2 separate regions of the Homo sapiens genome follow, and region 2 is linked to region 1. The links are chromatin loops, found by intact Hi-C in ENCODE. Cell type or tissue: heart right ventricle. All regions are shown on one strand. Links, peaks and the distances in the headings refer to the core of each region. The heading gives the core; the rest is flanking DNA. Region 1 has its middle 20 kb from the start of PKP4-AS1. Region 2 overlaps CCDC148 (coiled-coil domain containing 148).

Region 1 (8,292 bases), core at 2,423-4,922:
CTAGACCATGTTTAATTCTGTCAGTCACTCTGAGACAGTACGGAGGTCTTAGAGACAAGGATTTGTGCACACTGCTATAATCCCTTGCTGTGGAACAGGGCTCAGGGCATCCACAAATGTCACACGCACCTCTGCAGCTGACTCGGAGCTGTTAACAGTGTTCAGCTCATTGTTGGTGGGGATATGATTCAGCAGAGGACACACAACTTGCCACCGGCATCCCTTTCCTCTGGTGTATAATGAATAGGAGAGGCATACATGTAATTGCAGAGTCACAGAGGTGGAAGGGACACAGGGGGAGGTGTGTAGCCAGGGCTCTGTGGGGAGGTGTTTGATTCTGCAGTTGGTAGCAGGGGGATAGGGGAGCAAGGACATAAAAAATGACAACTGTCTGACTAAATTTCATTCACATTCCTCACTATATCTCCTTCTATGTTCATTCAACAAATATTCATTAAGCACCTGCTCAGTGTTGATTCTAGGTGATCTGTGGTGCTCCTTGGCTTATATTAGGGATGCACCACTCCAATCTCTGCCTCCAGCTTCACACAGCGTTCTCCCTGTCTCTCTCTCTTTACATGGCCATCTTCTTATAAGAGCACTGGTCTCAGCCAGGCACAGTGGCTCATGCCTACGATCCTAGCAGTTTGGGAGGGCAAGGCAGGAGGATTGCTTGAGCCCAGGATTTTGAGACCAGCCTGTGCAATATAGTGAGACCCCATCTCTACAAAATACTTAAAAAATCAGCCAGGCATGGTGGTGTATGCCTGTAGTCCCAGCTACTTGGGAGACTGATGTGGGAAGATCGTCTGAGCCCAGGAAGTTGAGGCTGCAGTGAGCTGTGATTGTGCCACTGCACTCCAGCCTGGGCAAGAGTGAGAGCCTGTCAAAAAAAAAAAAAAAAGGACTAGTTGCATTGGATTAGGGCCCCCCTATTCCAGTGTGACCTCATCTTAAATTCCATCTGCTAAATTCAAAATTCCTATTTCCAAATAAGACTACATTCTGAAGAACTGAGGTTTAGGGTTTCAACATATCTCTTTGAGGGGGACACAATTCAACCCTGAATTGTGACCCTGGGTGACAGTGACCCTGGGTGAGTGCTTTAGTTCCCTCCTCCACAGAATGGGGATAACTAGTACCAACCTCTGAGGATCAATGAGCTAATAAATACATAAAACTCTCAAAGCCGTGCATTGAATGTAGTAAGTGCCATTTAGGAATTTGCCATTATTTTATTTTTATATGCCGGTTATGAACCACTGTGTTCGTTTCACACCCCACATTTTAAAGACCATTGCTCACATAATGTGATTCCAACATGGTTTCCGAGGCCTTCATGACTGGCCTCTGCTGACCCCTTAGCCTCCTCTATCCCAGTATCCCCTCCCACACGTAACTCATTTTCAGTTACCTGAATATGTCATAATCACTCTTGTTCCCAGGGTTTCATTCAGTCTCTTATTCTACTTCTATACCCGATCATCTGGAAAATGCCTAGCTTATCCTTCAGGTCTCAGGCAAACAGCACCCCCTCCAGAAAGTCTTTCTTCACCACCAGTTATGAGCTACTGCCCTTTAGTTCTCTATGCATAGTACTTAGACGCTAGAATGTAAATACCAGTTTGCTTGTCCATAACCTTCCGTACTGTAAGCTTTCCAGGATGGCATCTGACTTATTAACTACTATATGCCCAACACCAAATACAGGGCCTGGAAAACAGTCTTGGTTGCCTACCCAACAGACATTTTTTCCCTTTTTCTTTACGTAATTGATTTCTTTTCTAGTACCAACAACTCCAGAAGACCAAGAGAGATCTAAGGTTGATTCATGATTGGTCTGTTCCAATCATGGAAACCTATTCACCCTCCCAGAGGCTGACTTAGGGATGCGCAATGTGACCCACTCTGGTCAGTGAGACATGAGGGGAGATATGCTGGGATGATTTCTGAGAAACAGTTTCAGGAACATTTTAAAGAGTTTCAGGAGAGGAAACAACCCATCCCTGTTTTTAGGTGAGTGGGAGGCGGCTGTTGTACAGCCATGATGAAAGGCACAAGGACAAATATTCACCTGCTGAGGATGGCAGAGCCAAAGTATGGAATGAACCCAAGTCCTTGATGATTTTGCTAAGACGTTGAATCAACCAGCCCTGGAACTGCCCTGCTGCTTGACTTCTTGTGATGAGATAATACCTTTTCACTATATTACCTATATAATAATATTGTGATTGTATCTCACTATAGAGATAATACTGTTTTCCTTGTTGTTTATTTAAGTAACGTGTTCTGTCACTTGCAGCTGAACATAACCTGACAGACACTTAGGAAATATTGTTGACTGCATAGGTGTTCAGATGTTAAACGTGCTAGAGACAGAAAAGAGAGATGAGAACTAGAAGGCCAGCCATCTCCCAGGGGTCAGGCACAGGAGGCCTGTTTCATGTGCATCGTAGAATTCAACTTTCCCAGAAAGCTTGTGACCATACAAAGTTTACCCATTTTAGAGATGAGGAAACTGAAGCTCAGGAAAGTTTATCAACCTATCCAAGGTCACGGAGTTAGTAAGTGCAGCAGCTGAGCAATATTTAGTTACTATTTTATGAAGACTTAGTTCAGCATTTTAATTCAGACTTTTCATTCATAATACAAGATTTTAAAATTTCTTTTTTTTCCCATTTCCACTTCCCATGGATTTTCACCTACTAGTTTAAAGTTAAGCATTCTAATTTTGATGTTATCCTGGTCACTCCTAATGTTTGACCGTACTCATGTTTATTTTCCCACGTTAATTTATCAGTGCCATCACTCTCTCTTTCCCTCCAGAGTATCTGAGCCCAAGGGACACTCCCGTGTGATTTGGTCTCCCTAACCGCTCCCCTACCTCCCTTCAAGTTAATGTTGGAGCTTCTCCAGGGCTGACTTGGGAGAGGAGCCGGCAGACCGGGCCAGTGCACCCTCTTGGCAGGAAGCCTGCGTGTGGGAAATAAATCCCAGGTTTGTCTACTTCCAAAACACATTCTTTTCACTACACCATGAGGCCTGAATAGACGCATGTGGCCTACAAGTATATTCTCTTTAGCCATCTGAGAAAGAACAAAACTCATTTGAGCAGCTTTCTGCAGCCCTTTTCTCCTCCCCTTGGTGGGAATGAGTGACGGGAACAGAGAATACAGTCCTTCCTCTACCCGCCAGAATGTCTGCTTGCAGCCAGCATTTCACAGATGAATGCTGAAGAAAATGTCTTAGCTGCATCCAGGGAATTTCAAGTGCTTTCCTCCTGTTTCTGAGGGAAAACAAACAAACAAACAAACAAACAAAAACTGTCTTTTTCTGCAGCAAAGCCCCAGGAATTGGCGGTGTAAAGGGCTTGTGAGCTGGGAATCATGTGCCCTCTAGTGGTCATCTCTAGGAAGTCCCAACCAGATGGTCATTTCCACAGAAAACAGCAGGAGGAACCGCTACAGAGTATGGGAGACAAGAAGAGAATGCCTCCTAACACCTACATAATAAGCTGTAATGGTGGAAAGCCATTTGCTTTTGAATTTTATTGAAAATGCCAAATACAGGTCGTGAATATTGAAATGGACGTCTGAGCGGTGCACAAATCCTCGCAGGTCTTACTGAAGCTTCCCAGGATTAGCTTCCCAGCACAGAGCTCCTAAGGCTTGATTGGGTTTGCAAAGCAAGGATGCTGAGCTGGAGAAAATCAACTAGCCAGAAGTCATCTTGGGAAGGGAAAGTTATTTCTGATGGGAAAATATTTGATAAGAAGCTGATGCCTGTGTGGACAGAATGGTCTAGGGTTTGTTTTTGTTTGGTTGGTTTTTTTGTTTTGTTTTGTTTCTTTTTTGTTTTTGAAATGGAGTCTCGCTCTGTTGCCCAGGCTGGAGTGCAGTGGTGCAATCTCGGTTCACTGCAACCTCCACTTCCCAGGTTCAAGCCATTCTCCTGCCTCAGCCTCCCGAATAGCTGGGATTACAGGCGCCTGCCACCAGGCCCGACTAATTTTTGTATTTTTAGTAGAGAGGTGATCCACCCGCCTCAGCCTCCCAAAGTGCTGGGATTATAGGTGTGAGCCACTGTGCCTGGCCTGTTCTATTTTATTATTATTGTTATTCATCTCTTATTGTGCCTAGTTTATACATTAAACTTTATCGTAGGTACATATATATAGCAAAAGACATAATATATATATGGTTCAGGCATCCACTGGGGGTCTTGGAATGTATCACCCACAGATAAAGGGAAACTATTGTAACTTCAGTTGAGAAAAGCTCATAGTCAAATGCTTCTCTCTGACTTAACGTACTGCCCATCTATTGGTACTAGAAAAGTCAATGTTATAACAGCCCTAAAACTGCCAACACATGTGAAAAATATTTAGCTTTTTGTCTAACGATGGGACCCAACTGACCAAATAAAACCCAAATAAAGGACCTGTAACTGCTCATATCTTTCATGTGTGCCTGCAAGCAAATTTTATATTCCTTCCCACTGAGATTTCTTTCTTTCAAAATATTCCAGGTATGTGGCTTCAAAGCATGTGGCATCTGACATGTGGACACATTGAGAGTAGGATGAGATTGTATTTACCTTTGCCTTGCTGGAGCTTAGCACCTTTGTGGTGTCTTTTGATAAATGGGAAGTGACAAATGTTCTCACGTGGGCAGCAGGAAGGATTCATATGCTCCTCCAATTTTACAGCAACAGACAACAAATGAAAAGGAAGGGCTTAGTCATGCAGGGGCACACTCTCACCTCATCACTAGATGACAGTGCAGCACCCCAGACTCACAGCTTGCCCATAAGTCTTGCATTTAGTGCATGAGGATTCCATTCAGATGCCACCGAATGCCATTTCCATGATCTGGACTGACTTTTCTTTTTTCAGGCACAATAAAGTAAAGACAATTTGGAGTCATTTGCCTTGTTTCTTCAATAAAAGAAAGACTTGGATTTACACAGCCTCTTTTCTCCAAAGAGCTCAGCATGCTTGCCCATCTGGTGTCTCATTTGCCTTCGTTTCATCGCTTTAAAGTCAATAAAGTGTGTTATGCTAGTGTCAGGGCCAGGGAAGGTGAGAGAGTGTGTAGGCTTATTCCTGCTCGCCAAGAGGGGGCGCCCCTGTGCCCTCCTAGTAACACATTCCTAGACACCCATTGCCCACCTACGAGGTGGCCAGTCCACATTCTGCAGGCACCAGAGGCTCTCTGCCCACAAGCAATGCCAGTCTGCAACTGCCAAGTCTAACACAAAGAGACACGTGAACAGAGAATCACAATATAGCATGATAAGAGGTAGGCTGCAGGGATGGGTTAGGTTTGGGTGTGGAGAGAGTCAGAGTTGGGCACAAGAGGAAGTTACTGAAGGGTTTAAAAAGTAAAGTTTCAGTACAAATTGTAGTAAATGAAGTAATTGGAAAAACAGTGTTAACCCCTTTTTAATTAGTTAAATTAATTAAATCAGACTTTCTGCTCACCAAAATGTATCCTATGTGTTTTCTAAGCTTGATTGACAAGTTTGGCTGAAAGGACCAAACTACTTTTTGCTTAATAATTACAAAATAGGTAGAAAAAATGCACCCCCTCCAAAAAAGTAAAGCTTCAATAACAAGGCTGTGGAGGAGTAGCAACCCTCATACATTGCCAGTGTGAGTGAAAAATGACTCAGATGCTATGGAAAGCAGTTTGACGTTTCCTCAAAAAGTTAAACACAGAATTACCGCATGACCCAGCATGCATACCCAAAATAATTGAAAACCGGTGCTCAGACAAATCCTTGTACACAAACATTCATAGCGACATTATTCACAAGAGTCAAAAGGTAGAAACAGCTGAAATGTCCGTCAACGAATGAAGACGTAAACAAATTGTGGCTACACACATACAATGGAATAATATGCAGCCGTAAAAAGAACTGAAGTACTGATACACGCTATAACTTGCATGAACCTGTAGACTGTTATGCTAAGTGGGAGATGCTAGACTCAAAAGGTCACGTATTGTATAACCCCGTGTATATGAATTATCCAGGTTATGCAAATCCATAGAGACAGAATGTGGATTGGTGGTTGCCAGGGGCTGGGGAAAGTGTTGAATGGTGGGGGGTGACTGCTTAATGAGTGTGGGGTTCTGTTTTGGGATGATGGGATTGTTTTGGAACTAAACAGAGATGGCGGTTGCATAACACTGTGAATGTACTAATTGCCATGGCATTGTTCAGTCTAGAGTGGTTAATTTTGTTACGTGAATTTCACCTCAGTAACTTTTTTTTTAAGTAGAGCTTCACTCAAGAGGTACGTGGAAGCAGGACAGCAGGATCTTGACAGATGGCCCTGGGGGGGCGGCGCATTTGAGTCAGAGACAGCATCATGAGTAAGAGGAACCCAGCCTGACGTGGGCAACTCAGGCTACCGCAAGTAATCCCGTGGGCTGGATGCGGGGATACATGACTGACTTGGGGTCGGAGAGGGCTCTACCAAGGGGTAGAGAATTAGATGGCACATAGTTCACAAATTTATCTTCATTATGTCTGTGTGTCCTGTGAAAGTCAATTTCAAATTCTTGGATAACTGGCCGAGTAGGGAGAGGAGTTGCCCACCAGGGGGCTACCCTAGAACCCCACAGAGCAGACCAGGTGCCACCTGAGGCCAGGATCAAGATTTTTCTCTGACACTCTCCACTCTAGGACCATCACTCCTTGAGAAACGAAGAATCAAAGCCCCGGCCTTCTCCACAGGGCAGGGTGCAGTCATCTGTGCTGGGGAACCTTCTCAGCCCTTTAAGGTACACTCCGGGCACAGGTTCTCCACCTTTACTATTATCACACATTCTCAAAATGAAAGAAAGGCTATTATAAGATAAAACTTTCAAACCAACTTGAAAAATAACTGAACAAATGGCTGGGCATGGTGGCTCATACCTGAAATCCCAGCACTTTGGGAGGCTGAGGTGGGCAGATTACCTGAGGTTGGGAGTTTGAGAGAAGCCTGGCCAAAATGGCGAAACCCCACCTCTATTAAAATTACAAAAATTAGCTGGGTGTGGTGGTGGGTGCCTGTAATCCTAGCTACCTGGGAGACTGAGACAGGAGAATCGCTTGAACCTGAAATGTGGAGGTTGCAGTGAGCCAAGATCACACCACTGCACTCCAGCCTGAGTAATAGAGTGAGACTCCATCTCAAAACAAAACAAAACAAAAAACTACTAATCACCAAATTAAAGACACTGTTTGTCTTAATATTCAAAGAAGACCTACTCAGAGAACAGTACCCAGAGAATCTTAAGAAAGTCAACCACACTCGTTCTGGATCCTCAGAGCGTGGGGCCCTCAGCTCCGGCTGGTTCCTGCTGCCTCAAAGCTCTAGACCTGCCTCTAGCTCACTTTAGCACTGCTGGCCAGGTAGGTGGTGCTGATGTAGCAGTACACAGATTCAACTTTAAGCTTGGTTATGGACTACATTGTGTTTCTCCAGTGTGACTGTATTTGGAAGTAGAGCCTTTAAGGTGATAATTAAGGTTAAATGAGGTCACAAGGATGGGGCCACAATCCGAAAGGACTGGTGTCCTTATAAGAAAGGGAAGAGATATCAGAGAGCCCTCTTTTTTTCCTTGAATGTACAGAAGAAAGAACATGTGAGGACATAGTGGCCAACTGCAAGTCGGGAAGAGAGGCCAGAAAACAACCTTGATCTTAGACTTCCAGCTTCTAGAAATGTGAGAAAATAAGTTTCTGTTGTTTAAGCCATCCAGTCTGTGGTATTTTGTTATGGCAGCCCAAGCAGATTAATACAAGCTTGTAAGAAATGCAGAATCTTAGGTCCCACCCAACCTAATGAGAACCTGCATTTTAACAGGTGGATTATGTGCACATAGCAGTTTGAGAAGCATTGTCCTAGAATACTGCTATGGTTAAATGTGTCCCCCAAATTTCATGTGTTAGAAACTTTATTATTCTTTATTTATTTATTTTGAAACTTTATTATTTTATTTATTTCACTCTTTCACTCAGGCTGGAGTGCAGTGGTGCAACCACGGCTCAATGCAACTTTGACCTCTTGCGCTCAGGTGATCCTGATCCTCCCACTTCAGCCTTCCAAGTAGTAGGGTCTATAGGTGTATGTCACCATGCCCGACTAATTTTTTGTATTTTGGATAGAGATGGGGTTTCAACATGTTTCCAGGCTGGTCTCAAAGTGCTGGGCTCAAGTGATCCAACCACCCTGGCCTCCCAAATGCTGGCATTGCAGGCCTAAGCCACCTCACCCAGCCTGTGTTGGAAGCATAAATC
Region 2 (8,292 bases), core at 4,831-7,330, 300 kb before region 1:
CCAAAATGGGAGGATCATTTGAGGCTAGGGGTTTAAGACCAGTCTGGGCAACATAGTGAGACCCCATCTCTACAAAAAAACTACAATGTAAAAATTAGCCAGGCATGGTGGCCCATGCCTGTAGTCCCAGCTACTCAGGAGGCTGAGGCAGGATTGCTTGACCCCAGGAGTTTGAGGCTGCAGTGAACTATGGTCACACCACAGCACTCTAGCTATCTGACAGGGCAAGAACTTGTCTCAAAAAAAAAAAGAATCAATTCCATCCACCAATTATGCAAAGATTGTAATTTAGTCTTTTTCTCTAGTAAATTTCTGGCTTCTCTGAGGTCAACTAGTTTTCCTCACAAAGTTTTTTTTTAATGTTTAACAGCTGGGTTCTGAGCCACTGAAATGCCATTAGGAATATTTTTAATCATGTTAGAAAATGTTTTCAAATTTATTAAGTGTTCATATAAGGGAGTTTTAAGATGTGTTTATGCCATTATTTTTAAAGTTTTTTATTTATAATAGCTTTATTGGGGTCTAATTTACAATTCATAAAATATACCCATTAGAACTGTATTATTTTTAATAAATGTATTGTTGTGGAACCATTACCACTATCCACTTTTAGGACATTAACATCACCAGAAAACATTCAGTCATAACCACTTGTATTAAATCCTCCCATCCCAGTCTAAGGTAATCACTGATCTGTCTTCTATCTCCATATTTTTTCCCTTTTTGGGAGTTTCATATAAATGGTATCATACAAATGAGGCCTCTTGTCTGGCTTTTTCTCTCTTGGCATAATATTTTGGAGGTTTATCCATATTGTACCATGTATCAGTAGTTCATTATTTTTAGAGATGAATAGTATTCGAGTATGCCATGTTTTGTTTTGTCAATCATCAGGTGATATTTAGATTATTTCCAATGTTTTGCTATTATTAACAATATTGCTACTGTTCATGTAAAAGTCTGTGTGGACATACATATTTATTTCTATTGAAGTAAGATTGCTGGGTCATATGGTATAAGTTTATATTTATATATATGACTTATTCTTTTTTAAAGAGAATAGGCCTCTCTACATTGCATAGACGGGCGTGCAGTGGTATCGATATGTGCAATCCCACTACTGATCAGCACAGGAGTTTTGACCTGCCCTGTTTCCAACCTGAGCTGCTTCACCTCTCCTGAGGCAACGTGGTGGTCCCTTCTTCCCAGGAAGTCACCATATTGATGCATAACAGTACAGACACCTGATCAGCATAGTGCACTATAGCCCAGAACTCCTGAACTCCAGGGATCCTCCTGCCTCAGCCATCTGAGAAGCTGGGTCTACATGCATGCAACATTGTGTCTGGCTATGTTTATGTTTTCAATAAGTTGCTAAATGACTCCAAAAAGTGTGTATACCATTACACATTTAGCAATTTATGAGAGTTGCAGTTTTTTCACATCTTTGTCATCACTGTGTATTGTCAATTTTTGGTTTATAACCATTTTACTGGTAGTGTACTGGTATCGTATTGTGGTTGTAATTTGCATTTCCCTAATATGTTGAACATCTTTTCATGTGCTTATTAATCATTTGTATACCTTTTTGGTGAAATCTCTATTAAAACATTTTATTTTTAATTGAATTGCTTATCTTATTTTTCACATTTAGCATGCTTTATATATTCTAGATACAAGTACTTTATCAGATATTTGACCTAGGAATTTTTTCACAGGCTGTTATTTGTCTTTTCACTTTCTTACCAGTATCTTTTGGAGGGCAAAACTTTTCATTTTTATAAAATGCAATTTATCAATTTCTTCTTTAATGGATCACAATTTTGGTATTGTATCTAAAGAAACCTTTCCAAAAGCAAGGTTGCAGAGATTTTCTACTGTTTTCAGATATAATTTTAGCTCTTACAGGTAGGTCTGTGATATATATAAATTTTTTTCTGTATGGTGTTTGGTAAGAATTTAAGTTCAGTATTTTGCATATGAATATGCAATTATTCCAGTAGTATTTCTTTAAAAAAAATCCCTTTCACTATTGCTCTGCCTTGTCATCTTTGCTGAAAACCAACTGATTGTAAATATATTAATTTCTGTACCTTCTATTTCATTGATCTAAGTGTCTATCATTATGCCAATATTACATCCTATTATTATAGCTTTATAAGTTTTGAAATTAGTATTGTAATAACTCTTACCTTTTTTTTACAAGATTGTTTTTGATATGTATTTCCATTTTATTTTTTTTTTATTTATTTTTGAGATGGGGTCTCATTCTGTTATCCAGGCTGGAGTTCAGTGGTGTGATCACAGCTCACTGCAGCCTTGACTTCCTGGGCTCCAGCCATCCTCCCACCTCAGACCCCTGAGGAGCTGGGACCACAGGTGTGAGCCACCATGCCTAATTTTTGTATTTTTGGTAGAGATAGGGTTTTGCCATGTTACCCAGGCTGGTCTTCAACTCCTGAGCTCAAGCAATCCACCCCGCTCGGCCTTCCAAAGTGCTGGGATCACAGGCATGAGCCACTGCACCCGGCCTGTATTTCCATTTTAAAATTGACTTCTCAATTCCTATAAAAATGCTTGCTAAGATATTGATAGAGATGACATTTAATCTATAGATTAGAGGTCTTATGCTTGTTTTCTAAAATTTATTCTTAAATATTGTCTTCTTTCTCATGTTATTATAAGTGGAATTGGGTTTTTGTTGTTGTTGTTGTTTTTGTTTGTTTGTTTTTCTGAGACGGAGTCTTGCTCTGTCACCCAGGCTGGAGTGCAGTGGCGCAATCTCAGCTCACTGCAACCTCCGCCTCCCAAGTTCAAGCAATCCTCCAGCCTCAGCCTCCTGAGTAGCTGGGATTGCAGGTGCCCGCCACCACATCTGGCTAATTTTTGTATTTTTAGTAGAGACAGCATTTCACCATGTTGGCCAGGCTGCTCTTGAACTTCTGACTTTGTGATTTGCCCACCTCAGCCTCCCAAAGTGCTGGGATTACAGGCATGAGCCACCGTGCCCGACCGGAACTGTTTTTTAAAATTCATTTTCAGATTCCTAGTTCCTAGCATATAAAAATACAACTGACTTCTATATATTGATCTTGTATTCTGTGACCTTGTTAAATTCATTTATTAGGTCCTAGTAGGATTTTTTATGTATAAGGTCAAGTAATCTGTAAATAAAGACAGCTTTAATTTTTCCTTTCCAATCAATATGACTTTTTCTTTCCTTGTTACACTAGCTAGAACCTCCAGTAAAATGGTGACTAGAAGAGATGAGAATGGACATCCTTATTTTATTCTCCCATCCAAGTACTAATGAGTTCTGTCCCTTCTTGCCCTCCTTGGTTTCTTTTTTTTTTTCCGAGACAGTCTCGCTCTGTCGCCCAGGCTGGAGTGCAGTGGTAGGATCTCGGCTCACTGCAGCCCCCACCTCCTGGGTTCAAGCAATTCTCCCTGCCTCAGCCTTTCGAGTAGCTGGCACTATAGGCACCCACCACCATGCCAAGCTAATTTTTGTATTTTTAGTAGAGATGCCATTTTGCCATGTTGGCCAGGCTGGTCTTGAACTCCTGACCTGAGGTGATCTGCCTGCCTTGGCCTCCCAAAGTGCTGGGATTATAGGCATGAGCCACCATGCTTGGCCCCTCCCTACTTTCTGAGATCAGACAGGTACGTTCAAAGTGGTATGGCCATATACTTTATTCTCAGATTTAGAAGGAAAGCATGGAGTCTTTCACCATAAATATGTTGTTATCTGTTGGTATTCATAGATGCACTTTATCACACCAACAAAGTTCCCTTCTATTCTTAGTATGTTGAGCATTTTACCGTGAATCGGTGTTGTATCTTGTCAATTGCTTTTTCTGGCACATATTGTCATCTTCATTTTTTTTTTTTTGTATTTTAAAAATTAACTACAGACAAATGTGGCAGTTCCTGACAAGATGATGTATTAGTAGGTACTGTTGTCTTGCTGTCCTGATCCAACCCCAGGGATGTACAGAAAACAACAATAAACAGTGGCCCAGGGATGTAAAGGGCCAGGCATCACGGCTGAAGGATAGAGTGGGGGCATATATTTTTTGAATGATTCATTTTCTCTCTGCTACTGCTTTAATAACCTTCTTTCTACCTCTACGAAGCAGACAAAGAGCTCTGAAGTTCAGGAAATAATGAGGTCATATTTTCTGAGGATTTATTTTAGAAGAACTTCAGATCTAGCATTTTACAACAGCCCTCTACTGTGGTGATCATTTGATGACCCAGTGTTAGCACTGAGTAAAGAGCTGCTTTCCAGCTGGAGATGATGGGTGACTTGCCAGGTGCCCTGCATCTGTCTGACAACCTTCTTTTACTTTGAGCTTTGCACAAAGCTGCTGGCTGTATGGGATCTGGCAGTAATTAGCACACTTCCAACATAGGTCCACTTACGGTAAGTGTCACCTTCATTTTGAAGAACAGTTTTGCTAGATATAGAATTCTTGACAGGTTTTTTCTTTCAGCATTTTGAATACGTCCTTTTACTATCCTCTAGTTTGTTTTGTTTCTAATGAGAGGTCAGCTGTTAATTTTACTGTGATTCCCTTGTGTAAAATGAGTTGTTATTTTCTTGCTGCCTCAAAATTTTCTTGTTATTTTTGTCTTTCAGCAGGCTAAGATGTATCTAGTTGTGCCTCTCTTTATGTTTATTCTATTTGGTGTTTGCTGAGTGTCTTTGATGTGTGGATTAAGATTTTAAACAGATTGGGGAAGTTTTAGGACATTGCTTCTTCAAATATTTTTTCTATACCCTTCTATCCCTCCTTTCCTCCTGGGGCTCCCAGCATAAATTGGTATACTTCGATTCTGTCCCACAAGTCCCAGCAGCTTTGTTCATTTTTCTTCAATCTTTCTCCTATTCTTTAGGTTGGATAGTTTCTATTAGTCTGTCTTCAAGTTCACTGATTTCTTGTTCTGCCATCACAAATTTGCTATGGAACCCATACAGCAGATTTTTAAATTGTTATATTTTTCAACTCTAAAATTTTTCATTTCTTTTTCATAGTTTCTATTTCTCTATTTAGAGTCCATATTTGTTGAGTCATTTCATCTTTAAGTTTTAAAACATACTTATACTAGCTGTTTTGAATTAGTTGTATACTAAATCCAACAAGTGGGGTCACTTAGAGTATCTAATGGCTGATTATTTTCCTGAATTTCAGTCACACTTTCCTGTTTTTATGCAGGTCTCATAATTTTTGTTGATAATTCAGTATTTTAAATAAAATATAGTAGCAATTTTGGATGACATCTGATTTTCCTCCTGAGAAATTTTTAAATTGCTGGAACTTAAACATCAGAGTCTATTTCTCCTGCATTGTATAACTACTGATGTCTCTAATAAATTATTTTTATTTTCCAGCCTGATTCCTAAAATGTATAATAGAAATACAAGTTCCAATATTTTCTTCCCATACCAATGATGCGGCAAAATGATTCTACCCTGAAAAAACAATTATATCACTAATTTTCTCAAAGTTCTCTTATCTTCAACTTGAAAGGATGAGAACAGATTGTTGAGGAATAAAGGGCTTTGATATGGGAGAGTAGGGGATAGAGACACCGCACTAAAAAAAATTCTTTTGCCTAACTCAGGTTGGCAACAATTTGATACTAGATAGGTAATTCATTTTCTACTATTTACTTATTAAAAAAAACTTTAGGCTGTTACTCTTCATAGTTCATCAAGTCATAATATCTGTTTTCTTTTGTTGTAAAATATTTGCATAATTTGTAAATGAAGCCTTGGATGGCAAGGAACAGGGACTCACTAAAGGCAAACAAGGAAAAGAATGGAGTAGGGATGATCACAGGAAACAAAAATCTCACAAAACAAAAAGAAAATGAAGTTTATTTAAGTATGACCTTATGAGGAGAATAGTGTAAAGAAGGAAAAACACTTTTCCTCTATCCTCTTACCTTCAATGTCTGAGAATTAAACTGATAAAAGACAGACTGACAAGAGAAAAAACATTTAATTACATATGTACACAAAGCCTTCACAAATAAATGTGACTCAAGGAGGCAATTAGAATTTTTGACCTATACCATCGTAACAGAAGTGATTAAGTGTGAAGAGGCTACACAAAGGAAAGGGGGTATGGGGCTTCCTGTGGAGAACAGGGGTGAGGGGGGAAGTTAGGAAAGGTGCTAGGAAACGTATGATAAATAAGGGTTGTCTAGTAAGGTGTGTTATATGCATAAGCGTCCTCAAGAGATATTTCCAAGTAGATCCTTTCCTGGTAGTAGAGAGGCAGACAACTTTATAAATGGAAATTTATGGCCTACTCTTAGACAGAAAAGCAGGAGGGAAAAAGAGTTTTTCTTGTATCTGCTATTTCTCAATTGCTTTCAGCTCAAAATATTCCTTATGCCAAAATGGCACATTTTGGGGTAGGCATATTGTGGTCCCTTCAATAGGAACCCAGAAAACATCAGGACCAAGACAGCTGCTCTCTCTGGTTCTCTTGTTCTCTTAATTTCAAATTCCCTGGAAAATAATCTGATTGGCATCATTACCAGTTAGGGGTCAATGGTTAGGCAGTGGATTGGCTACATGGCTCAGGTCTCCCCACAGGGGCTGATGCCTTGCCAGGTGCATTGTTATGAGGTGTGCAGGGCTGCCTCCTTCAAGGGCTGTGGATATACGTACTAGGAAGCATTTCTATTACACATACCAGATGTTTGACACCATTCTGATTTTATGAAGTTGTTAAAATCTCATGACCCCACTGTTTTCCAAGAGACAGGACAACCTAGAAGTTTCACATACCAAAAAATGTAACCCTTAACTTGCTTAGCAAAGCTGAGTTTCAAAACCTCTATTCTGCTCTATCATACTTTATCTGATTTTTCCACATTGTACAGCTAATCCCAACTTTTCCTAATTCTCTCCCAACATCCTGATTCCAATTTTTTATTGTTCAAAGTCAAGTTCTTCCAAGAACTAAACAAAGGACTAATAAATATTGGCTTTTCTTAGTGTGGGAGGTGCTTCAGCAGTTTAAGGCAGTGAGGGACACAATCATGATCATGATGTGGATCCTATCCCTTAGGGGAAAAGGCTCACACAAAAATAACCACACCATTTGATATAGAGTGTCAAGGGTCACAATACAGTAAGGAAGAACTCACCCTCTCAAGAAGGGGGAAGGCCAGGAAACTTTCAGAAAGTTTTTACAGGTAATCATTAGGCAGAGCCATGGGAGGATTTGTATAATATATTCAGAGGATGGGGATGGGGTGGGGCTCAGCCAATCCTGAAACCACCAGAGCCACCTGAGCGGAACTATTATTAAGCCCTAGCAACCCTTCTCAGGCCCCGCTTATTCCATTACTCTCTTTCCCTCCTTTGCCACCCACCTCTGTTTTAACATTCCTCTTTAAAAAGAAAACCCCAAAATTATCAGTATTGGCGTACTTTTTGAAGATTTTATCTTCACCTCCCCCACTCCTCCATAGACACCCAGGTATGACAAGAGACTCAGTGCTCCTGCTTCCTCCTATTCCTTGCTGCCTCTGCTATGCTTCTTAGGGAATTTACCACTAATCTTTAGGGGATAATATGAAAAAAATAAACATTGGAAAGTTACAAAGTTTTCGTAATCTTAAAAGTTTCAGGTAGACTTCTTTCTGAGCTGGTAATTGAAAAGTTGTTTGGATTTCTGCTGTTTACTTTCGTTCTTGAGGGTGGAGTCACCAGACCTCCTAATATTCTAACCTTGCCCTGGGCCCCAGTGTCAGCCTGAGCACAGGCCCTCTCCCCACCCCTACTTTCCAGCACTTTTCCCAAGGTGGCCAGGCTAGCAGTTTAAATCATCCTCTTCTCAAGCCAGTCATTTGCATTTCTGTGGATCCTCAGGCTAGGTAACAGTGGTTTCATTCCTTCACTGGAAATCTGGAATTGGGCCATTCCAACTTGGAGGCAAAGGACATTTTTGTAGGAGAGAACTTAATTGGCAAAATAAGCTAGGATTTTGAGGACAAAGAGCACAATCTTCAAAATCATTTCAGTGGTATTCAAGGGCCAAAACATTGGCAACAAAGTAGAAACCTCAAGAAATTCCCTTCAGACAGTTTCTTGGTGAAAAGAAAGGCCAATAGATAGAGATGGTGGTAGGGTAGAAGGAAGGTGGTTTTACCAAAAGCCAGATATTTGGAAGGCTTAGGAAAAATCTTTGGAGGAGAGGGTGTAACACATCATGTAAGAGAGAAATTATAATCAATAGAGCAAAATCCTGGTAGAGAGAAGATGGCTCA

The links. A loop is a pair of places that touch in the nucleus more often than their neighbours do. Peaks named below come from ENCODE experiments on the same cell type or tissue, not always from the same donor. Only the 100,000 strongest peaks of a DNase experiment are listed, where the experiment ranks them.
Region 2: a loop joins it to region 1, with 4 times the contacts of the local background. A loop is called at or near these places in 78 of 110 quality-filtered maps.

Annotation. Positions count from the first base shown.
Region 1 is chr2:158,750,809-158,759,100 of GRCh38, forward strand. No RefSeq gene overlaps it. Among named protein-coding and RNA genes, the nearest start is that of PKP4-AS1, 20 kb to the left of the region's middle. In heart right ventricle, for the core only: a CTCF peak has its summit at 3,397 (motif pointing left); a DNase peak (open chromatin) is centred at 3,403; H3K4me3 peaks cover 700 bases; H3K27ac peaks cover 904 bases.
Region 2 is chr2:158,446,112-158,454,403 of GRCh38, forward strand. All of the region lies in intron 1 of CCDC148 (coiled-coil domain containing 148), which reads right to left. It also overlaps the pseudogene RN7SL393P. Among named protein-coding and RNA genes, the nearest start is that of CCDC148, 6.5 kb to the right of the region's middle. In heart right ventricle, for the core only: no CTCF peak of the experiment used is centred there; no DNase peak of the experiment used is centred there.